Linked DNA regions of Mus musculus: all the other regions are linked to region 2. Evidence: chromatin loops called from intact Hi-C (ENCODE). Cell type or tissue: heart. All regions are shown on one strand.

Region 1 (8,000 bases), 450 kb before region 2:
TTTTATTATCTAAAATATTTTGACCTGGAGTAGCCAAAATGTCTTAGCTGTTAAAGATGCTTGCTGTAAGAGTCTAGCAACCTGAATTTGATCCCCAGCGCCCATGTAAGAGAAGTTGGAAAGGACCCAGTCAACAGTTGCCCTCTGACCATCACAATGCCCCTCAGCATTCATCCTTACACCCATCACACACAGACAGACGGTAATGATCAATAAGTAGTTTAATTATATAAGACACTACTATCTGGCTAGAAATTTGAGATAATAAATATTTGAATTAAAAAAATAAATATTTTGAAATTTTAAACTAAATAACCCTTACTTTAAAAAGTAAATTTAAAATAAATTGAAGGGTAAGAGATAACAATTATGTGTGCTGTGTACATGCAGATCTGCAGCCACACATGCTTCTGTATGCACACACATGCCACAAAAATACAAATTAAACCATAAAAGCTAAAAAAAATTCATTTCCATGCCTCTTAAGACAGATAATTTTCCAGTCTTATCAATAGTAAATAGATCCACTTAAAAAAACTGACTGACATATTGGAAGGGACAGAAAAACATTCATAGAACATAAAGCCCACACAGGTGAAGCACACAAAATTGATTACAGATTCCCACATCCCCCTGTTCCTGGGAATCACAGTCAGGCACTGCACAAGCTGCAGGTGTCCCCACTGATCTTTTAGCTGAGCTTAAGCAGGACCCGATGCCAGCCATGGCCATCAAGCCTGTAAGCCTGTACTCTGCAGCCTGAGGCAAGGGGATTGCAGTGAGTTTGAGGTCAGCCTAGGCTATAGAGTATGGCACTGTATATACAGCCCTGATAGATCCCAACGGTTATAGGTACCAAACCTTGCTGGTTAGGGCTGAAAGGTGGCCCTGGCTTTCTCTTTGTCTGTCTGCTATTTCAAGTACCTCTTTTGCATGATAATAGATCTTAATGTGTTTTACTTTAGCTTCCATCCACAGTTGGATGCCCCAGGATTCAGTTACTCTTACATTTACCCATCTCAGACTCCTCTTTTGGACTGAGTGTGAAGGTATGGGCCTGTAATCTTGGCTATGAGAGTAGAATCGTACATCCAGGGCCTGCGTGAGTCCAGTGCAGGGTGAGCTTGGTCAAGGCTGGCCTTGAACACTTTCTTGGAGATGCCATCTCAGAGTGAAAAGGAAAACTGAAAGAACTGGGAACCGCTCGATTGCTCACTCGCTCGGTAGTGGAGTCCTTACATGACACGAGGCCCTGGGGTCACTCACCAGGGTACAAGCTGGCCAACAGTCCTCTTCTTGGAAACTGGCCTTTGCTGTTTAAATGTACAACTGGATTGGATGCTCTTGTCCACCTGTCTTAGAGTTGCTGGGTGTGGTGGCATATCCCATAATCCCACACTTGGGCAGTGAGGGCAAGGGGTTCAAAGGTTCAAGTTCATCCTCAGCTACATAGTCAGTTAATTCCAAGACAGCTTGAGCAACACAAGATCCCGTCTTAATAAAACAAAATACAGGGCCAAGTGGCTTGCTTCTTCCGGCACAATGAGAACTGACTCCACGGACACATTTCTGGGTGTCTGCATTCACCAATCACACACACTCATAATAATAAAGTTGTTTCGGTTGGGGTTTGGTTTGGGTTTGGGTTTTTTAAGGTATAGGCCAATGAGAATGCTTAGTACATGCTTGCTACCAAACCTGTTGACCTAAGTTTAGTCCCTCAGGAAACTTACTAAAAAGGGCTGGTCCTCAATGTCACAATATTGGGACCCAGCAAGCCATGCTCACAGGAGATACAATTGGTTTCTCCCCAGCCCAGAACCTCTGTACAACTCGGCTTAAAAGCCAGGCAGAGGCAGATAGATCTCTGAGTTCGAGGCCAGCCTGATCTACAGAGTGAGTTTCAGGACAGCCAGGGCTACACAGAGAAACCCTGTCTGGGGGTGGGGGTTGGGGGGAGCCAGAGAACCTCAGGCTGGAGTGAAACATGTTTTAGTCAGTTAAACAAAGTGTTCACTTTGCTTAGCATTTGTGATTGGTAGGTATTACATTTGTTTCAATGCTGTAAGTGAAATAAACATGGAATGTCCTACGATAGAGAACTCTGTCCTGTTTCCCAACCACTGGGCTAGAAAACCTGTGTCAGGTCTCAGGTCCAGCCTTGCTGGATTCCAGGCTTCAGCATATTACAGGGAGAGGACACCAGAATCAGCAAAGGGAAGCATTTGGCCCAGTGAGCTAGAATGGCCCTAGAGGACCTCAGTGAAGACAGGTGGCTCCAAGCTTCTAATAGCAGGCCACATAGGAAGATCAGGGAAAGCTGGTGGTCAGCAAAACCTGCATTGCCTGTGCAAGCAGCCGCCGTACCATGGACTGCTGCCATCCAGGGATGGTGGAACCCCTCCCCATCCCAGCTTCCTGTATCAACCCAGGCCTCTCTGAGGATGCTAACCTCCCCTCCAGAGCTGACACAGCTACCCTAAACCTGAAGAGAGAAGGAACCTGGCCATGTCCCAGCTGTCTCCATGCTTTACAAGTGAGGAAACCAAGGCCTCCAAAGTCCCCAGTTGCCCTGCTAGAGTGGCTTAGGGACCATCCCAATCTCTCGGCTTTTATGGTGGTGTTTTAGGGAGTGTCTCAATGACCTCAAGTTCATTTCTTCCCTTTTTTTTTTTTTTTGAGATAAAATATTATGTAGCCCAGGCTGGCCTTGAACTTGCTGTGTACTCAAGGGTAACCTTAAACTCTTTTTCTAAAGAGATTTTTTAAAAAGATTAATTTATTTATTTATTATATGTAAGTACACTGTATCTGTCTTCAGATACTCCAAAAGAGGGCGTCAGATCTCATTACCGGTGGTTGTGAGTCACCATGTGGTTGCTGGGATTTGAACTCAGGACCTTTGGAAGAGCAGTCAGTGCTCTTATCTGCCGAGCCATCTCTCCAGCCCAACCTTAAGCTCCTTTTTTTTTTTTTTTGGTTTTTCGAGATAGGGTTTCTCTGTGTAGCCCTGGCTGTCCTGGAACTCACTTTGTAGACCAGGCTGGCCTTGAACTCAGAAATCCAACTGCCTCTGCCTCCCGAGTGCTGGCCAACCTTAAACTCTTAAGGTCTCTACCTCCAAATTCTAGAATGACAGATGTGTGCCACAAGGCCTTGTGACATCCATTATTTTAAAATACCCTTATGTCAAAGGTAACAATACGACTTCAATTAAATACTGTAGCTAAGGAATTAAGGCTTCTGTGTCCTAGATCTCACCTGAAGACATATCAGTTTTATATCCATTTATCTTTACATAGTGAACAATTCTATCATATAAAATCTAACAACCTACCTTGGGAAATTTAGAAATGCATTAACATATAAAACTTATAGGAACTCAACAGTCAAAACTCTGTTAAAAATAGAAGGGGGCGGCAAGAAAGGGATACAGGGAAGGAAGAAGGAAGTTCAAATGTTAACATAAACAGACTCCGGGAAGCAGGACAGGAGAGAAATCATATTTTTAATTCTACTTCTCCCCTAAATTTTCTATGATTGAGTATGCAGTATTTTTACAGAGGAAAAAACTGAGCAAGTATGGTGATGTACGCTTATGATCCTGCACTTGGAAAGTGGAGGCAGGAGAATTAGAAATTCAAGGTTACCCTTAGCTATATAGTAAATTCAGGCCAACCTGTGCTACATAAGATCCTGCCTTAAGAAGAAAAACCAAAACCAAACCAAACCAAAACAAAACATGGTAGCTGCCGATGCTAATCTCGGGTTTCAGCTGCAGGGCCCATCAGTGGCATCTGCTTACCAGAGAACAGCGCAGCTGGGTGTAAGTTCAGTTATCTGGGAATGGGAGGTGTGACCTGCAACAGTTTGAAGGCTTAGAGAATGCTTTTCTCCTTGCTCAAGGCTCTGGGCTCAGTCTCTAGCCCTTACAAGGGTTTCTTGGGAATTTCTAGTTAAATTCTAAATGCCCTATATTTAAAATGATTCAATAATCCCACTGTATGCCAAGATGAGGGTAGGAATGTTCTTTGAAACATCATTTCTCATCATAACTACTCAGCATGAGTGTGGTCATCCATATATTAGATTACTCTATAGCCATGAGAAAATAGCTGCATTTGTTACCCTGAAGGAAAGACTATTCTGTTCCTTATGCTGCCTGACTTTCTTACCATGTGCATATATTATGTATGTATGTTTGTGTGTATATATATATATAATCATATCTTAAATGTATACATCTCATATTTCTTTTTGAAAATGTTAAGATTGTCTTAAATAACTTTGGTGAATCTGAACTACCTAGAAATGGGGAGTGTGTTTTGTGAAGTTTCATATAAGTAGAGAATAAATAAAGTATAAAAAGGTCTTTGCAAAATGATGTCTGTTGTTTAGAAACCTAAGAATAAAATCTATCAGAATATTCAGTTTCTTGGACTCAGTAATGATTCTGTGATCACTAAGGGACATGTCTGTATCTTAGGAGAGACACTAAGATAGCCCAGCAACTTACTTTTGAAATGTTTAGGAAAAAGTATTTGGTTTTTTTGGGGGGGTTGTGGAGGGTTTGTTTTGTTTTGTTTTTTTAGATTTATTTATTATGTATACAATAGTCTGCCTGCATATATGCCTACAGGCCAGAAGAGGGCACCAGATCTCATTACAGATGGCTGTAAGCCAAGATGTGGTTGCTGGGAATTGAATTCAAAACCTCTTGAAAAGTAGTCAGTGCTCTTAACAGCTGAGCCATCTCTCCAGCCCAGGGAAAAGTATTTGCATGTGTCAGTATGTCTTTGTATGTCACATGTGTCTCCATAGATGTGTTGAGAGGAAGCAGAGAGGCAATTTAAAAATTGTAAAACCCAGATGAAGCACATCCAAGTTTTATGAAATTTAATGTTTCCATAAAGTTGAGATTTTCTAAAAGAAATAGTTGAGGAGAAAGAAAGGTTTGTTGTTCGTTGTTTTTGTTTTAAAAATCTAATGCATTTTTCTAAAAAGCAGTTACAGCTGGGCCTAGTGGTCCAGGCTTGTCATTCTAGTATGTGGGTATGGAGGCAGGAGGATAAATTCCAGGCCCACCTCCAGCTGCATAGCAAGTTCAAGGCCAGCCTTGGCTGCATAAGACAAGAAATCAAATTAAATATGAATAAACCAAAAGCACCCGTGAAGCCTGCAAAACAGCCAGGCTGCTTTCTGGCCGCATGGGTTGAGGGTACTGCTAGGCCACACTGGGCAGAGTGCACATTCTCAGTGTAGGCTTGGCACTGTGTCATGTCTCATCTCTCTGCTCTGCAGTGCCCAGAGGAACCCATGCAACAGCTCAGTGCTGCAGGACGGCAGGAGGCCGGCCAGCCTCATAGGCAAGGAGCTTATCCTCACCTTCTTCCTCCTGCTCCTCTTGGTCTGGTTCCTGAACCGGGAGTTCGAGGTCAGCTACCGGCTGCACTACCATGGGGATGTGGAGGCCGACCTACACCGCACCAAGATCCAGAGCATGAGAGACCAGGCTGACTGGCTACTGCGGAACATCATCCCCTACCATGTGGCTGAGCAGCTCAAGGTCTCTCAGACCTACTCCAAGAACCATGACAGCGGGGGAGTCATCTTTGCCAGCATTGTCAACTTCAGTGAATTCTATGAGGAGAACTATGAGGGGGGCAAGGAGTGCTACCGTGTCCTCAACGAGCTGATCGGTGACTTCGATGAGCTCTTGAGCAAGCCGGACTATAATAGCATCGAGAAGATCAAGACCATCGGGGCCACATACATGGCAGCCTCAGGGCTGAACACGGCCCAGTGTCAGGAGGGTGGCCACCCACAGGAGCATCTGCGTATCCTCTTCGAGTTCGCCAAGGAGATGATGCGCGTGGTGGATGACTTCAACAACAATATGTTATGGTTCAACTTCAAGCTCAGGGTCGGCTTTAACCACGGACCCCTCACAGCAGGTGTCATAGGTACCACCAAGCTGCTGTATGACATCTGGGGGGACACCGTCAACATCGCCAGCAGGATGGACACCACTGGTGTGGAGTGCCGTATCCAGGTGAGCGAAGAGAGCTACCGTGTGCTGAGCAAGATGGGTTATGACTTTGACTACCGAGGGACCGTGAATGTCAAGGGGAAAGGGCAGATGAAGACCTACCTTTACCCAAAGTGCACGGACAATGGAGTGGTTCCCCAGCACCAGCTGTCCATCTCCCCAGACATCCGAGTCCAGGTGGACGGCAGCATTGGGCGGTCTCCCACAGATGAGATTGCCAACTTGGTGCCTTCCGTTCAGTATTCGGACAAGGCTTCCCTGGGATCTGATGATAGCACACAGGCTAAGGAAGCTCGCCTGTCCTCTAAGAGGTCCTGGAGAGAGCCAGTCAAAGCAGAGGAAAGGTTTCCATTTGGCAAAGCCATAGAAAAGGACAGCTGTGAAGACATAGGAGTAGAAGAGGCCAGTGAACTCAGCAAGCTCAATGTCTCAAAGAGTGTGTGAGGCAGCGCCGAGAGCTGCCAAGGTGCTCTGCGTGTCCAAACACAGTAACATCTGTGTCGATAGGCTGTTGTGCTATCTAGCACCTCAGTTTCTGTCCCCAGATGTGGTGTCACGTGGTCATTTCAGCCCGAATCTCTGTGTGGAGCACAGTTATTCAGGGTTCATTTCCACCCATTTCGGTTTTCCTTTACTTGCGTTCCTGGAAGCCTTTTCCTGGAAGCCTGCCCCCAGCCCAGCCAGGGGATCCAGTCAGCAGCGTGGAGGGATTCAAGTGCCTTCAGGGTCTGGCCTTGCGTCTGGGGCTGAGGCCACTGGTGGAATCATGGCCCTGGGGATTATTTGACTTCTTTAAGAAAAAAAAAAAAAAAAGGAAAAAAAAAAGCTGTGGTTAAAATACCATTTTTATTGCCTTTTCTCACAAGTTTTTTTTTTCTCATACAGTGTTTTCCAGTTTATTTTTTCTATATGTGTAATAGTATTTTTCAGTCACTTGGCCTTTCTAAGCACATCCACGCACACATACTTGCATTTATGAATCTGACATAAAGTGCCAGTAAACTCATCTGGGGGAGGGGCTATAGAAGGGAGCAGGGCTGGAAGCAAGCCCCCTCCTGGCATCTCTAGGGTACCTGGGCCCACATTCCTGTGGCCCACAAATGGGCTTCTCCGCCTCCAACACTGGGCAGTTTCAGGGGCTCATCTGCACGCAGGCCAAGATTTCATATGCTCACCAGACACAAAGCTTACAAACCAGGCCTCAGGAATCTCAAAGCCGTGTTTTCATCCCGACCCCACACAGAAGGGTCTTCCAGCCAAGAGTGAAGATGTTTGTCTCAGAAGCTGACCCATTTGAGGGAGATGTTTAACCATCTGAGGATGCATTTATTTATTTATTTATTTATTTATCAAAACATGTGTATTATGGGGAGGGGGCACTGGGTAGTTTTGGTGGAGGGAAGCAGTCAGGGAGTGGGCAGGGCAGTTTGCAAAGGACACAGCCGACCAATGACAAGATGTCCCTCTATGTTTCATGTCTCATCCACTGTGGCCCATGGTGCCACCCAGGGTGCTGTTCCCTCTTGTGGGGATCCAGAGTAAAACTGGCTCGGCGCCAGGTGGGATTCTGCAAACCTTTTGTCCGTTCCACCCACTGTTGGACTGCACGGGCTGGCTTGTGGTGGGATTTAATTCTGTTGGTCAATTCAAACTCTTGAAGGGGGTTTCTTACGGGGCACCGAGGGACAGAGCCATCTGTTTTGCCAAAGGAAATGCAGACAGCCTGTCACAGATGAAATTTGAGTTCCTGGCTGCTAACCTTGCTTGTAATTAAATTGTGTTCTTCCATGATGAATCTCAAGTTGATGCTGGAAGGAGCTCAAGCTACAGCTGCCCCGCCACCATCATTTTTCCAGGTCATGCTGATGTGTAGCTCATGAGACAACTGAAGACCATCTCTGTGCCTATTGGAGGTCTTCATGCCATGCCCTGTGTGTGGTGTGTTCTTTCA
Region 2 (8,000 bases):
CCGTGGTTGTCTTGACAACAACCCCTCACAGGTGCTTGGAAACCTCCAATCCCTCTTGGATAGTCCATGGAAACTTCAGCTGCGGTTCAGATGCCCAGAGAACACTTCATTACAGCTCAGAGAGCACCCAGCTGTCACCACCACAGACAACTGCAACTTTGTCCTGGGGTGGGGGGAGGGGAGACTCTGCTTTCCTCAGGGCTGCTCCAGAGAGGCTATGCTTCTGTAAGGCGCTCCTTCCAAGTAGGGGTTCCTGGGTGGGGTCATCTAAAAGTCTCCTAATGCAGGCTGCACCACTTTCTGTTGTTAGATTTTTAAAGGGGAAGATAGTGGTGCTGGGGTTGCAGCTGATGCAAGATCTTCAGGGGCTGCTGGAATAATGTTTACAGCCCCCTCGCAACTCACCCCTACCTGGCAGTTGCTGGGGTCTATTCCTGGCAGGAAGCCACTGAGGCTGTGTTAGAGAGATCTGATGGTTGTCAATCAAACACTCTAGCCCTCAAGACACCTACAGATTTATTTATTTATTTATTTATTTATTTATTTATTTATTTAATTTTCTTATTTATTGCAATAGTAGAGATTGAATGGAGAGCCTCATGCATCCCAAGCAAGCATCTGTCATATCACTGAGTTGTAACCCCAGCTTCAGCCATTTTATTTTATTTTATTTTATTTTATTTTTGGTTTTTCAAGACAGGGTTTCTCTGTGTAGCCCTGGCTGTCCTGGAACTTACTTTGTAGACCAGGCTGGCTTCGAACTCAGAAATCCTTCTGCTTCTGCCTCCCGAGTGCTGGGATTAAAGGCATATTTTATTTTTTATAATATTTTTTCTTGAGAATTTCTTTTTTAATTTAATTAACTACTTTTTATGTATTTGGGTGTTTTGTCTGCATGCCTGGTGCCTTTGGAGGACAGAAGAAGGCACTGCATTCCCTGGGACTGGAGTTAAAGACAGTTGTGACCCACCACGTGGGTGCTGGGAATCAAACCCGGGACCTCTGGAAGAACAGCTTTTTAGCTCTCCAGCCTCCATTGTTGATAATTTCATACTGTGGCCATTAAGACGTGATCATATTCATCCCTTCGTTTTAAAGGGAGAACTTCTAATTCCTGCACTTTGAATCTCAGGCAGGAGGATAGCCATGAGCTGAAGGCCATCTTGACCTACAGTGTGAGTCTCAAAACAGCAAAAAGTACAAAATCATTAGGGATTCCTTGCAGCAGAGACCCATGATGCCCTTACTTCCCCTTATAACTGGTGAAGTTTTTCTCCCCTTCCTCTGTGGTTTTCCACTCCCCTAACTCCTAGTCAGTTTTACGGTGTTCTTTACTTTCCAGAAGGAAGTTCTGCCGAACTCCAAAGTGTTTAAAGAATAATTCTATTTCTCCCTGCATTTCTTGTAGTTATTTCAAAACTCAAATGAATTGAACAGAGGACATGACTGCCCTGTCTCCTTGTAATTACGACTCCCACAAGTCAGCCACACTCTGCTCCCAGATAACTGTAGGAACTTGGGTGCCATAGCTTGTCTTTGAGAAGCTGACCTGATCTGACCTGACCTGATCGAGTGTGCTGACTGGTATTTTGTGCCTTCAAGATGATACACTTTGATGAGATCCAGGATGATGGCTCATCCTGGAAACTATTGCTATGGACACGATTGGAAAACTAAGTTGTGGCTTTGATCTGAACTGGAGAAACAAATTCAGGCTAGGATAGTGTTGTTAGATTTTTAAAGGGGAATTATGAAAATTTGGAAGGGAAAATGTATCTGTGCTCGTTCCATTCTATTCAAGGGACGAGATAACCCAAACCAGCAAATGTGAAAATGGTCTGCATGGAGCATTTAGTTCTTACCATAAGAAGGTGATCCATAACACTTAATATAATTTCATTCACTAGCACTTATCCAGCATATACTTTGTAATAGGCAGGCAAATACAATAACAGAAATGGAAGCAAAGCGGCAGATCCTTTGAAACTACTTCTAAAACCTATTAATTTTCTCTTTTCTAATAATGTAGCTGCTAAACAATTGTCCCATATTAATATAGCTTCTGTCTAGGCATAGGGTGTGTAAACTGTGGTGGCGGATGAGCGGTTTTTTTGTTTTGTTTTGTTTTGCCATTCTAGCAATGAGCAAAGTCATTTAAGAAAATAAAAGAAATACTTGAAGATACAAGAAAAGGAAAATAATAAAAATTGGAGAGGAGTCTCAGAAGAAAATTTACAAGAGCTTATAAGTAAATTTGAAGTATATACTAAGGTAAGGACAGAGGAGGAAGTACGCGAGAGAAGAGGAAGCCACCACGAGGGGCGATAGACCATGAGTACATGGCCAGGAGAAAGAGCAAGTATCTGGGGTACATTGCTGGGGAGGTAGCCAGGCCAGCAGTTAGAAAAATAGATTAAAAATAACCAAAGTCTGAGTCCCATTTATTTGTGAGCTAGTCAGGGATAAGCTTAAATTGCTTGTACTACATACAATATAGGTGTTATTGTTCCAACACACAAGTTTCTTGAGATAAGTTTTGTTCTAAACCAGTTGCTGGATTTCTGGGACAGTAGTGCTGGAAGATTAAAACTTGAAACAGAGGACATGCTTAATGGACAGACTACCCTCCTAAACTTGCTTAAGGAACCATAGCATATCCCATAGTCCACTGACTCATAGCAAACCCGATGGCTCTGGCTGTCAGCTGCAATGATTTAAACAAAGCCAGATGGAGACATTTTAGGCTAGTATTGAAAGGCAAATGGTCTTGCCTATCTTTTCTTATTAATTATCACATTGGATAGAAGGTAAATTTGGATGCAGACATACAGAAAAGGATAATCAGGTGAGAAGGAGATGGGAAGCATGAATAGTTAGCCTGTATGTAGTACTAAGAAGAGACAGAGAACCGGAACACGATGGTGGATGGCTAAGATACCAAGATGAATTCTATTTTCATCTGAAGTTGATAACGTGTGGTGTCAATTCATGGAATTACAGAAAATTATACAAGAAACTTCACGTTTCTTTCCTTAGGAAGTAAAAAAAATTCATCAGAATTATGCTATAACACATAATGTGGACCTCAGAGTCAGGGACACTGAAATGGATCTGTTGTAGGTCAATAGTCTCTGGACCTACAACGATACATATCTGCCCTGTTACCTGTGGTCCACAGTCGTATTTCTGGAAAATAAACAAAGAATGTCTCAAGTAACACTAACCATCTTCCAAATGTGTAGAATTGTCAGGAATATGCATTGGCTTTACTGAAGACAGAACTTCTCATAAGAAAACAGAATGCAAGGTGGAGAGGCAATAAGAAATGAAGACGATTGTGCTGTCCTCAGCTGGCTCCTCTTCCTTTCCCCAGCAATCTTCCCAGGGCCCCCTTCACTTCTTTGTTTCTTAGAGTATAGATGAGCGGATTCACCATGGGTGTGACCACAGAGTAGAAGAGAGAAATGAATTTTCCTTGGCTTTGATTACTGCTCTTAGCTGGAAGCAGATACCCATAGATCGCAGAGCCATAGAAGAGAAACACTACCACCAAGTGGGAGACACACGTATTGAAAGCCTTTCGACGTCCCTCCACAGAGCGGATCTTCATCACTGCCTGAGCAATGAAGCAGTAAGAGACCAGGATGACGCTTACTGGGACCACAGTGAAGAAGGTACAAACACCATTGAGCACCGCCTCATTGAGACTTGTGTCTCCACAGGCCAATTTAATCATGGCGGGTACCTCACACAGGAAGTTGTCCACTTTTCGGTGTCCGCAAAATGGGAGCTGGAGAGTGAATGTTGACTGAATCACGGAGTTGCCTAAGCCACCCAACCAGCTAATAGCAGCCAGCCCCCAGCAGAGGCGAGGATTCATGACGGTCATGTAGTGCAGGGGCCGACAAACTGCCACATACCGATCAAATGCCATCACCACGAGCAGTATGCACTCAGTAGCCCCCAGCCAAAGGAAAACATAGAGTTGAGTTACACACCCACCATAGCTGATTGTCTTGTCTGGCCCCCATAAATTTTTCAGCATCTGAGGGACTGAACTGGTAGTAAAGGCAAGGTCTAGAGAGGAGAGGTTGCTGAGGAAGAAGTACATGGGTGTGTGGAGCCGAGCATCAAGGCGCGAAAGCAGGATGATGGTCAAGTTCCCAACCAGCGTCAACAAGTAAGAGGCCAGGATGACAGCAAAAAAGATGATCTCCAGATGGGGATGGTCAGAGACACCCATCAGAATGAAGCTCCCAGAGGAGCTGTTGCTGTCCACCTCCATCACCGGCTGCCTCAGTCACTGAAGTTTGCTCAGGCAAGGGAAGAGGCAGCTACTGCTAAACCTGCATCCAAAGTGCACCTCAGGCTCCGCAGCTAAAGCCCAGTCCACCCTTCCTGGCCACGAGCTTTCATGCAAGCCCTGGTTGTCAGTTGAGCTGGGATGTCAAAAGGGACCTAGCACAGAGATGAAGGGAGTGCCTTGTGAGGACAGACAACAGCTAGGGCAACAGGTCAGAGGGGCAGGTTAGATCAGATACCTTCTCAAAACACCAATTTCCTCAGCCAAGTTTTCTTTTGCTCTAAGAGGGAAACACACAGTGAATTTGGAAAATCTCCCCGGAAGTTACTGATAGATTTCTTTCTCAGGCTTGAAAGGATGGCTCAACATTTAAGAGCACAGAATGCTCTTGCAGAGATTCCAACTTTGGATTTCAGCGCCCTTATCTCACAATAGCCTATAAGTCCAGTTCCAGGGAATCTGACATGCACTTCTGGCAACTGCACATATGTGAACATACCACCCAAAATTCATGCCTACATGATTTAAAATAAAGTCTTTTTTTTTTTTTTTTGGACAGTCTGTCATTATACAGCCCTAGGCAGACTGGAAGTTGCTGTGTAGACCAAGCTAGCCTTAACAGAGATCCCACCTGCTCTGTTTTCTGAGTATTGAGATTAAAGCCATGTGGCACCATGACCATCAAAATAAATAATCTTTAAAATAAATAATCTTTAAAGAAATTCCTTTTCTCTGTCTTTTATAGTCCTCTCTTCTCAAATTAAAACTCCTGGTCTGGAAAGATCATCATGTGTCTATCGGATCTCAAAAAAAAAAAAAAAAAAAAGAGAGATGGTAGGAGCTGGAGAGATGTTCAGCCATTGAGAGCATTGGTTGCTCTTCCAGAGGACCAAGGTCCAGTTCCCAGCAGCCACCTGGAGGCTCACAACTGTCTGCAACTCAAACTCTGATAGATCTGATGCTTTCTTCTGCCCTCCATGGGCACTGCATACATGCAGCACACATATATACACGCAGGTAAAACATACACACCCAAAATAATTTAAAAAACTAACGAGAATACTGAATATTCACCATACACAAAAAGCATGAATTTGTCAGTGAAGAAGGTGAATATAGAACAAATAAACACATGCCAAAAAAGCTTAAGTCAAATGTGTGAAATATATAAGTGGATTTTCTGTAAGGAAGTTAAATCAATCTACATGTGTCCATAGTAAGGGAAATTAAAATATACCTGATAATTTGAAGTCTACTGTGTTTACTGCTAAACCAAGGAATCATTCTTAACATTCTCAAAGCAGCAAACACACTCTTGTCAATAACAGCCAATTAACATCTCCTTGGGCAGTGTGTGTGTGCACAGAAGTCAGCCTTAAGTGTTATTCCTCAGAAGTGGTACTCTTTGCTTTTTTAATCAGGGTCTCTTATGGTAACCTAGGGTTTCTTGGTTAGCCCCACATGTTTTCCCTGTCCAGTCTTGGGATGACAAGGTGTACTGTCACATCTAACTTCTTCATACCACCACAGCTGCCTTTTTATGTAGGTGCCGTGGATTGAACTCAGGTCCTCAGACTTGTGTGACAAGCACTTTACCCACAAGACTGCTATTTCTAAATATAAGAAAACCAAGATCTTTTCTCTTCTTTTGCCTACTAATTAAAAGGATCTAAACAGTAAATAATTCATGGGTCACCTAGAAACCAACAGTTGGGAGAGAATTCTGTCGTTTCTCTGAACTGTGGCCTGTCTGTTCCATGGGAACTTCAGCTACTGGCCTAACCAGGGAAGTGTGTAGGTGAGCTTAGGGGCTTTTATTGCAACTGTCAAGGGCCACTTGACTAAAGATTGAAACTGTCCTTTTTAATCCACATATAGCAAAATATTGGTAATCCTGATGCTAGAATCCACACAGAACTTCAAGAGGATTTTATGTATATGAGTGTATGTGCAGGTGCATGTGTGCACGTATCTGGAGGCTAGAGGACAACTTTTGGGTGTCATTTCTTCTCAGTCACACTACCATATTTTCTGAGACCTGCGGCTTACTCTTGGATACAACTAGCCCCAAGGATGAAGCACACAACAAAGAGAAAACAATGGACCCAGACCCAGAGTCTGAGGACTTGGCAGTTGATGGCAAGAGTTCAGTTAAGCCGGGTGTGGTGGTGCACGCCTTTAATCCCAGCACTTGGGAGGGAGAGGCAGGTGGATTTTTGAGTTCAAGGCCAGCCTGGTCTACATAGTCCAGGACAGCCAGGGCTACACAGAGAAACCCTGTCAAAAGAAGAAGAAGAAGAAGAAGAAGAAGAAGAAGAAGAAGAAGAAGAAGAAGAAGAAGAAGTCAGTTAATAAGTATAGAACAGTGCCCACAACCACAATTAACTCCCTGGGTACAAGACTTACAGGATGAATGGCAAGATCTGGTGTGCCCCATGAGGAGCAGATTCTATTAAGTTAGACTGGTTTGATCCCCTCTGCCATACACAGGAACATACATTGAAGGAATTAGGATGGTACGGCATACTGGAAAAAGAGTAATATGTCCAGACCTCCCCTTGGGGAAGTGTATGAGGAGAACAGACCCATATTGTAAGACTAAGGCACATGGGAAAAGAGTAAGATATAAGGACCTTCCTTTGGGGAGTATATGAGGAGAACAGGCCCATATTGTAAGACTAAGGCACATGGGAACACAACTAGGAAACAGCTCAAGGCTTATTGTGCTGCACGGTGCAAACCTGCATTGTGCCCCTTGAGGAATGAAAATTGCTTTTATAGGATTTTTTTTTTCTCAGAACTTAATGTCTGGCACTCTTGACCACAAAGGCTGAGAACATGCAGGAAGAAATGTAAACGGGCACCTGGTGGGGTTACTGAACCTTAGAAAATAATAAGGAGTTAGATGCCTATTGAACTTACTGCTTTTGCTTCAGAAAAAACAAAACAAAACAGTGTAGTAAAGTTGATTACCTCTTTCATTCTGAATGTTGAAAAATAGGGCTAAAATGGGTTAACAATCTATGAAGAAATTATACATCTCTTGAAATCACTAAGCCTGATTTCAACATTACCTATGATTAAGCTACTATGCAATCACAGAGCATTTTTTTCAATAAACACATGAGTTATTGATTCACTCTCAGATTCTGTCAGTTTCCTTTCCTCTCTAACTCCGCACCTCCTCTTTGGGACCTGTACCCTGCTGGAGCTGAACTCTGGCACTAGGGATCTGCCTGTCTTGACTCCTGGTTATCATCAGCACATTTGGCTCTATTCACTGGGGCTTGAGCACAGGTCCCTGTACTTGTGGGGTAAGCACTAACTGAGCTATTTCTCCAGCCTCAAGGATGAAATTTTTAAAAACTGCCTTTGTGGTGAGCAGAAGAGTCCTACTGCATCAGGAGTGACAGGCTGTTGGAGCAGCTCCCAGGTCATCTTTGCATGTAACATTGGCGAAGTGAGGGGCTCAGTTATTCTGACTGTTTGGAAGTCCCCTTTGATGCATCCCTTCCTATTCTCTTCTATTAAAGTGTGTTCAGCTCTCCACAGAAGATGAGCAGACGGCCCATTCTCTGCCATTGATGAGCTGCTCAGTTTGTGGAAGACCACAGGCCTGTGGCTGCTCGGGAGTGTCCGATCTCCTCCAGGCTCTCCTCTGCTCCTAACTGAGCAGTTTCAGCCTAGAGGTAATGAG
Region 3 (8,000 bases), 170 kb before region 2:
TCTCTCCCTTCCCCCCTCTCTCCACATGGCCATGGCTAGCCTCTCTCTTTCTACCTTCTCTCCTTTCTCCCTGCCTTTCTACAATAAAGCTCTAAAATCATAGACTGTCTCTGATCAAGGCTTGCCGTGCTTGAACGATGGGATAGGCTTTCTCCTAATGAGCCGCGTCTAACCTCCTGCCAGAAGGCCATCCTGTGCTCCAGCCACAGACCTGACCAAGGACTCTAGCCCACAAGGGAGCCATCCTGCGCCCTCTTCTCCCTTTGGCCCTGGGGCTCAGTGCAACCCCAGGGGACCCCCCATTCTGTTCTCAGCTCTGCTGCGGTATCCAGCGTGGGATGCCAGAGGCTAGGAACCTGGTGCCTAGGACTGCCCCTTGTCCACCACCCGCCGAGCTGGGGCCAGTGGCTTAACACAGCATCTTGGGGCATGTGGAAAGTATACGCAGCAGTCCTCTCCTGTCTGCCTGCCCAGAGCACCAGAACTCTGGCAGGATGCGGAGTCTTTCCCATTTTCCCCCACATGCCACTCCCTCTTTCCCCCACATGAACTGCCTTGCAGTGGCACATGCCTTTTATCCCAGCACTTGGGAGGCAGAAGCAGGCAGATTTCTGAGTTCAAGGCCAGCCTCGTCTACAGAGTGAGTTCCAGGACAGAGAAACCCTGTCTCGAACTCTCCCTCCCCTCCCCAAAAAAAGAGGGATGTCTAATTGAGTGGCAGACAAAGTGATGAATCATAGAAAGATTTGACAAAATAGGATGTGGCCAACTCTCAAGAGGAGGGGAAAACAAAGCTACTTGAGGGGCAGTGCAGAGATAGGAGGCAGTTTTATTGGGATAGCTGTGTAGAGACAGGTGGCAGGCAGAGAGAGAGAGAGAGAGAGAGAGAGAGAGAGAGAGAGAGAGAGAGAGAGATGGAGACAAAATAACAGACAATGAGAGGGAGCCAGATTGCCACAGTAGTTTGAGACCAAGCAGAGAGAAGCTGGATTGAATTAGGCAGTGTGGAGAGGAGTTTGAGCCAGAATAGCTGAGTTGTACCAGCCAGCCAGATCTCAGAAAGAATAAAACGGGTGAGCTTATTCAGCAGTAAATCTGAGAGACTGAAAACATTCTAGGCCTAGATAAGATTGTACAGAGGTTGAAGTTTCCAGGACCAGGTCTAGGTCAGCAGAGTGAGACAGGAAGCCTGCAAGAGGACATTTACATCAGGAGAACAAAAGTTACTTTTACAAGACTTTTTATCAAATAACCTCTGTTTCACCAGCTCTTGGAAATTCAGATCAGGACAGTTATCTTTTGGGACCAACTTGATTTCTTGGCTGCTGTAGTATTCCATTCTTGAAAGGATTATCTCTGACCCCTGCTAAAGATGAGATTTGTGCCCTCCTCTAAGAACAGTGTTGCTTCCATACCAATAGATCCAGATGGTTCTGAGCGACCAAACCTACTCTATCTTGAGATCAGACTCCATCAAAAAAAAAAAAAAAAGCCTAAAAAGTTGGTCTACAGCTAAACCCAAGTTACACCCAAGTATCAGAAAGGACCCCATGACTTGTCCTTGACCCATACCCCAGAGTTACTCCTTAACTACTTCCTAACAACAGCCAATCAAAGGTCAGTCTGATTGTTTCAGATGTTTACTTTCAGACCATTTATGATTGTTCATAGTCTTGTTTCAGAACACCCACCTGTCTGCTTACAATAGTTATTTTATTAGATGCTTGCCAGACTAGACACTCACCACCCCACTTACTCTCACTTCCTATCCCAATGAAGGTGAGAGACCAAATCTTTTGGGTTCAGACTCCATCTTAGAGAACCTGACCTAAGGTTGAACTCAAGTGAACCAACAGGTGGGTCGGTACCTAGCACCAGCTTCCAGGCTACCTCCTAACAAAACCTGCATCCAGTTTCCAGATTATTCCCCAATAAATTTACACCCCCAGGTTACAAGCCTGCCCCTGGTACTTCACTTCCTAACCACAACCAATCAGGAGGAAGACAAAAGTTTATGGTTTGGCTCCCAGCACAGCCAATTATGTTAAAGGCCAAAATGTACCCCACCCCCATCAGATGTGTACGGGGCTAGATACTGCTAGCCTCTATAAATGCTTGCCTAAAACTAGGCTCAGGGATCCACCTTCCTGCCTTGTCAGGGTTGGCAGGAGCCCAAGCTTGAGCTTGAATAAAGAGACCCCAATGCAGTAGCATCGAAATCGGCTCCTTGGTCAATTGAGGCTCATGAATGTTTTTTGGCAGTACAAAGGTTTGGGGCGTCACTAAACCATTGTCCTGCTGCATCAGCAGCAGGGATGGTGGTGAGTAGGCCTAAACTCGAGTTTATAATAAAGAGACCCTAATGTGATTACATTAGGTTGGTCTCTTGGGGCTCGCAAACAGCTACAACTATTCCAGATGGTGCCTAAAGACCTAGGAACCAGACAAAAATTCAGTAACAAGGACATGGCCCTTATCCTCACACTCTGGCTCCTTCCTTTGGTCTTTCCTTTCTTCCCTCTTATCCTCATCCTTACGTTTTCACTCTGCCTTTTAAATGTTTTACTTAGCACACCTTCTTTCCTTATATCTGAACAAGGATGCTCTGATGTAAGCGCTCTCTCCACCGCAGCCCCATTTGTTCCTGATACATCTGCCAGAAGACCTTTTGGACACTGTGGAGTTCTGGGTGCAAGGAACCTTCATCCCTTTCACCCCAGAGCAGATACCATTCTTACATGTAGTGTATGCTACAACAGATTACTCAGCCATAGGAAAAATGAAATATTCACTTATGCAAGCCAAACAATTTTATGATCCTGTTTATATAAACACACAAACTTAGAAGATTACCAAGGGGCTGGGGTGTGGGGAGGGACTAGGGCTGACTGCTAATGAGAACAAGAAGTTTCTATTTGAGACTATAAAGTTTTCTAGAATTTGATATTGATGATAGTTGTAGAGTCTTGTGGATAAGGATCTATTGAAACATATATATATATTTTAAAAGATTTACTTATTATTATATGTAAGTACACTGTAGCTGTCTTCAGACACTCCAGAAGAGGGAGTCAGATCTTGTTACAGATGGTTGTGAGCCACCATGTGGTTGCTGGGATTTGAACTCTGGACCTTCAGAAGAGCAGTCGGGTGCTCTTACCCACTGAGCCATCTCACCAGCCCCGAAACATATTTTAAAAGGATTTCACAATTGTTGGCATTCCTTCTAGGCTCTGCCCAACAGTTACCTGGCAATACCAGGTAGGACTAGCTTGCTATAAAAGGGACTGTTTGGCCAGGCAGTGGTGGCACACTCCTTTAATCCCAGTACTTGGGAGGGAAAGGCAGGTGGATTTCTGAGTTTGAGGCCAGCCTGGTCTACAGAATGAGTTCCAGGACAGCCAGGGCTATACAGAGAAACCCTGTCTCCAAAAACCAAACCAAACCAAACCAAACCAAACCCCTCCTTGATCTCTCTGCCCCTTCTCTCTCTCTGACTCTCTTCTCTCCCTGATCCCTTTATCCCCCCTCTCCCCTCTTTCTCCATGTATTCCTGGCTGGCCTCTCTCCTCGATTCCTTGTTCCTCTCCTCACCTACCCTTTTTCAATTCCCCCTCCCATGCCCCCAAATAAACTCTATTCTATATTATACCTGTTATATTATATACTATACCCGTACCTCAGGGGGAAGGGATGCCTCAGAGTGGGCAGGCCTCAACATACTGCATCCTATAATTTATCCTTGGCTTAAAAAAAAAAAAAAAACCCAAACCACAGCAATATCTTACTTTATATCTCTAAGAATACAAAAGTGTGGTCTTCTTTCCAGATCTACTCCTTCAAATGTTCCCAGTGTTCTGTGACTCATCAAACGCTCAGATCCCAACTGTGTCATCGTACAAGGTCCTCACTCTCTTTACTAGTCATTTTCTTCCTGACTCCTAGATTAGAGTGTTGCCTCTTGCTCTTTTAACATGAGATTAGAAGTCAGCTACTACCTAGGACCTCCGGGTGACGCTGAAACCCATAATATGAGCCCACTGGGGCCTCCCGCCCTTAGGGCTGCACTAGCCAGGCACTAAGCCTGTGCCTGATGCTTTTTCCACACACATACCATGAGGGGATGCCACCACACGGTTTCTCATTTATTTATGCATATGTCTACATGTACATTTACACACCAGAAGGGGGCATCAGATACCCACGGGACTCAGTTAGAGATGGTTGTGAACTGGGAACTGAACTCAGGACCTCTGGACAAGCAGCCACTGCTCTTAATCGCCGAGCCACTCCCCGTTACCACACTTCATTAAACGCGACCATCAGTACCCTCACCCCGAAGCTCCTCAGCACTTAACAGAATTCATGGAGCGAGCGCTATCACCGCGCAGCCAGCAAGACTACACTGCTAGCTCGTGTGACCTCACACTGCCCGGAAACGTTGTAGTTGCTTTGAGAGACCGGAAGCCGACCCTCATCCCGCTTCCCCAACTCGGACCACGTACATAGTCTTGCGCACGCGCAGATCATGCGCCTGCGCACTCGTCATTCTCTGCTCGCAAGCCTCAGGGCGCAAGCGCAGCCCCGCGCGGTTCTCCGTTAAGAAGGTGCGGCTGAAGCGCGGGAGGTAGGAGGAGCTCGGCATCGGCCTAGAGTGTCCCGGTGCGGGGGAGTAGTGGTGGGGGTTGTCACTTCCCGCGGTTTCCCCTCTTCTGCGAGGCCTGAAGCCGTCTGTCTTGTCAGCCTTCCCCGGACGCCCGATCTTGACCGGTCCGCGGTGGAGTGACAGGAGCTGCACCGGGTAGACGGGGGCAGCGCCTGCCGGGAGGGAGGTAGGGACAGCCCAGCGATCAGAACCTTCTGTCTGGTTTTAGGGCCGTCAGGACGTTTCCCAAGGCAGGCCCAGTCCTTTTCCGTGGGTCACCCGTAAGGGTAGGCGGGAGGGTCCACCCTGCCCGAATCCATTCATTCCCTTAATTCCTGCTAGGAGCTGGTAGGCAGGTAGGATGCTGAGGAGGCAGGATTCCCCTACCTGGAAGCTGGCAGCCTGGTGGAATCCGTTATGTCGTTCAGCAGATATTGGTGGAGCACCTCCCAGAGAGGACAGACTTATGACTTGATTGTCAGGAGAGATGTGGGGACTCAACGCTAATGTGTCGTAGAGATTTGCACATCTAGCACAATCAAATTCAGTTTGTTTTTGCCTAACGTTCCAGGTCCCTGAGAACTGAATTGACCTCTCTGTCACTGCAGGCCTCTCCTTGCTACCATTTCTCTTCACTGTCTTCCCCCTGTATCAAACTCTTTGCAGTTTATGAATTCAACAGATCGTTGCCTAGCATTTGTTATAAGTTGGGTACCAGATAGCCCAAAGAAAATACAAGGTAAATAAATGTCTATCTAACTGATATGCTGAACTTCACTAACAGATAATTGAGTGAGTAGAAACATAGGCTCTGATACCCTGGAGCCACACTGCCCTGCTACTTCAGAACGGTTCCTTACACTGCTTGTGGCTGATTCCTCACCATAAGGAAAAGCTGACAGTAGATTGTATTATATAGTATTGCTGTAAGGATTAAATGGGCTAAAGATTTGAAAAGCAATTAGCATAGCATTGGGCATATAAGCTTTCAATGAATGTTATGCCCTGCAAATGATTATAAGCTGTGACAGGTGTCACTGTGGCAACCATGTGTGACAACATGGAGTGAGGTGGGGGAAAGAGCCCATGTGAAGGAGTAGGGGAGACGTCTATAAGATTATTGCACTATGTATTTGGAATGAATAGATTTCTGTCATTGGGTTATATAGGGAGGTGTGAGAGTGTGTGTGTGTGTGTATTCTCATCTGTTAGCCAGATGAGAATGTTGGGTATACTATTTTATCACTGTTGGCTTTCTTGAGACAGGGTCTCTCAGGAGCTTGCAAATTTTCAAGTAGTCTGGCCAACCTTCAAGGTTCAACAATACTCCTGTCTCTATCTCCCCTCCCATCCTCAGCACTGGGGCTACAATAGTGCCTCCACACCTGGTTTTGTTTTTTTTTTAAACATGGGTGCTGGCTATCTAAACTCAGGTTCCTGTCCTTTTCAGTAAGCACACTTACCCTTACTCACCAAGCTGTTTCCCCAGACCCAGATTATTCAGTTTTGATTTTGAACTAGAATATACTGTTTGCCCTAATAAACATTCATGCCTGTAAGAGCCAGCCTTTCTCTGCAGGCAGCTTAGAGAGCTCTTATGGACTCAGAATAGAAAAAAGGTGGCCTTTCTGTCTCCTGAATGTACAAGGATATATATATCCTTTTTCTCCTTATTTCAATCATTTTGCAGCATCTGCTGACTGTCCCATAAGCTGATCAGGTGACAGCTGGAGTCCTGAGGCCACTCGAGATAAGCTCCCTGTATTTGGGGAGCATATATCTGTGTGGCAGCTGCTCTTCATATTTTTCTCCAATTTCAGTAAAAACCACGTGTGTGCGTGCTTATGTGGTGTGTGATATGTCTTGTGTGTGATGTGCTCTGCACTGGGACATCCTGTGGAACAAGTGTACTTGTAACCAGACTGTATTTGGAGACTTTCCTCATACCTGACATCCTCTTGTACACCGTGGGAAAAAATGACATAAAATGGCAGTAGCTGTCTAATTATACTTAGATGCTTTTGGTTTTCCACAGATATAAAATTAGATGAACCTACGCCCTTTATCACTGTGGAGATCTTGGAGAATCACCTGATCACAGAGTTCACATGTGTTCTATCTCAGAGGCAGCTGTTGGACAACAAAATGCTCTCTCACTTGTGAAGTTTTTAAACAACTTATTTAGCTACGGGTCCAAATTGAAGGAAGATATAAAAGTCACATGGAGAGGAGGTCAGTACAAAGTCTCCGAGTAAATCAGAGAGAAGAGTTGCTGAGCTGCAGTGAGGTCAGAGGCGTGGGAAGGCCTGAGTGGGCTCACACACGAGTTCCTCATCTGTGGACATGGTTCCAGGTCGGTCCTCACTCCCCTAAAGACAAACCGGAAACCTTAAAACAGGTCAAGTGATGGAGGAGTCAGATGACGATTTCAAAGAACTCTGTGCCAGCTTTTTCCAAAGGGTGAAAAGAAATGGGACCAAAGAAGCATCAGGAGAGAGGACGAGGCAGAAGGCCTCTGGCCACACTCAGAACCGAGGCAAACGGAAAGAAGGCCGCCAAGTTGCCGCCAGGAGCAAAGCTCTTCAAGGCCCTTCAGAGAAGAAACCTCGATTAGGCAGCCAGACCCCTAGGACTACAAAGCAAGGGGCACCCAAGTCTCAAGAAGGGGGCCCAGCTCTCCCTGCGAATGGGAAGGGAGACGTTCTTGCTCCTACCCCAGATCAGCCAGTGTTGTGTGAGAGAGCACAGAGCATTCAGACAGGTAACCAGGCAGGACTCACTGCCAGATTTGGTTCCAGAAAGGAACCAAACTGATCAATGCTGTTGTTAACCAGGGCTCAGAAAATCTACTATGAAAGCAGATAGCTGGGTGTGGTGGTGCACACATCTAGTCCTAGCACTTGGGAGGCAGAAGGAGGGGAATCTCTGGGAGTTTGTGTCAGCTTAGTGTCTACATACTGAGTGTGGGATAGCCATGGCTATGCAGAGAGAGATCCTATCTCAAAAACAAAAAGGCCAGACAGCAAATATTTTGTTGTTGTTACAGTTCACATGTTTATGTTGCAACAACAATTGACTCTCTTTATCTATGCGATTCCAACTCTGTCCGAAGGTAAACATTTGATAAAAGAAATAATTTGTACTTAATATGTCCAGACTTTTTTTCTCGTTTTCATTCCCTAACAACACCTTGTAGCAACTATTTATATAGCTTTTGCTTTATATTGGATATCACATTAATATATAGGTGAATTAAAGTACACTAGGTATGCACAAGTTAAATGTAGATAGGTAGTAATTTTCAGGGGCACCGAGAACTGATCCCCCCTCGATACAAAGGGTCAACTCTTCCTAA

The links. A loop is a pair of places that touch in the nucleus more often than their neighbours do. Peaks named below come from ENCODE experiments on the same cell type or tissue, not always from the same donor. Only the 100,000 strongest peaks of a DNase experiment are listed, where the experiment ranks them.
Region 1: it touches region 2 in a loop (6-fold over the local background); 9 of 42 quality-filtered maps call a loop at or near these places.
Region 3: a loop joins it to region 2, with 6 times the contacts of the local background. A loop is called at or near these places in 15 of 42 quality-filtered maps.

Annotation. Positions count from the first base shown.
Region 1 is chr16:4,286,391-4,294,390 of GRCm38, reverse strand. Adcy9 (adenylate cyclase 9) reads left to right here. Exons shown (of 11, transcript NM_009624.3): 11 at 5,302-8,000. The coding sequence ends at 6,493. Among named protein-coding and RNA genes, the nearest start is that of Gm36359, 6.1 kb to the right of the region's middle. In heart, a CTCF peak has its summit at 4,645 (motif pointing right); no DNase peak of the experiment used is centred here; H3K27me3 peaks cover 341 bases.
Region 2 is chr16:3,835,260-3,843,259 of GRCm38, reverse strand. It overlaps Olfr15 (olfactory receptor 15), which reads right to left and starts at 4,285. Exons shown (of 1, transcript NM_008762.2): 1 at 3,347-4,285. The coding sequence starts at 4,285. The coding sequence ends at 3,347. In heart, a CTCF peak has its summit at 3,553; no DNase peak of the experiment used is centred here; H3K27me3 peaks cover 1,191 bases.
Region 3 is chr16:4,000,359-4,008,358 of GRCm38, reverse strand. Slx4 (SLX4 structure-specific endonuclease subunit homolog (S. cerevisiae)) reads left to right here and starts at 6,681. Exons shown (of 15, transcript NM_177472.5): 1 at 6,681-6,998. The coding sequence starts at 6,989. In heart, a CTCF peak has its summit at 4,178 (motif pointing right); a DNase peak (open chromatin) is centred at 4,528; H3K4me3 peaks cover 1,988 bases; H3K27ac peaks cover 1,275 bases.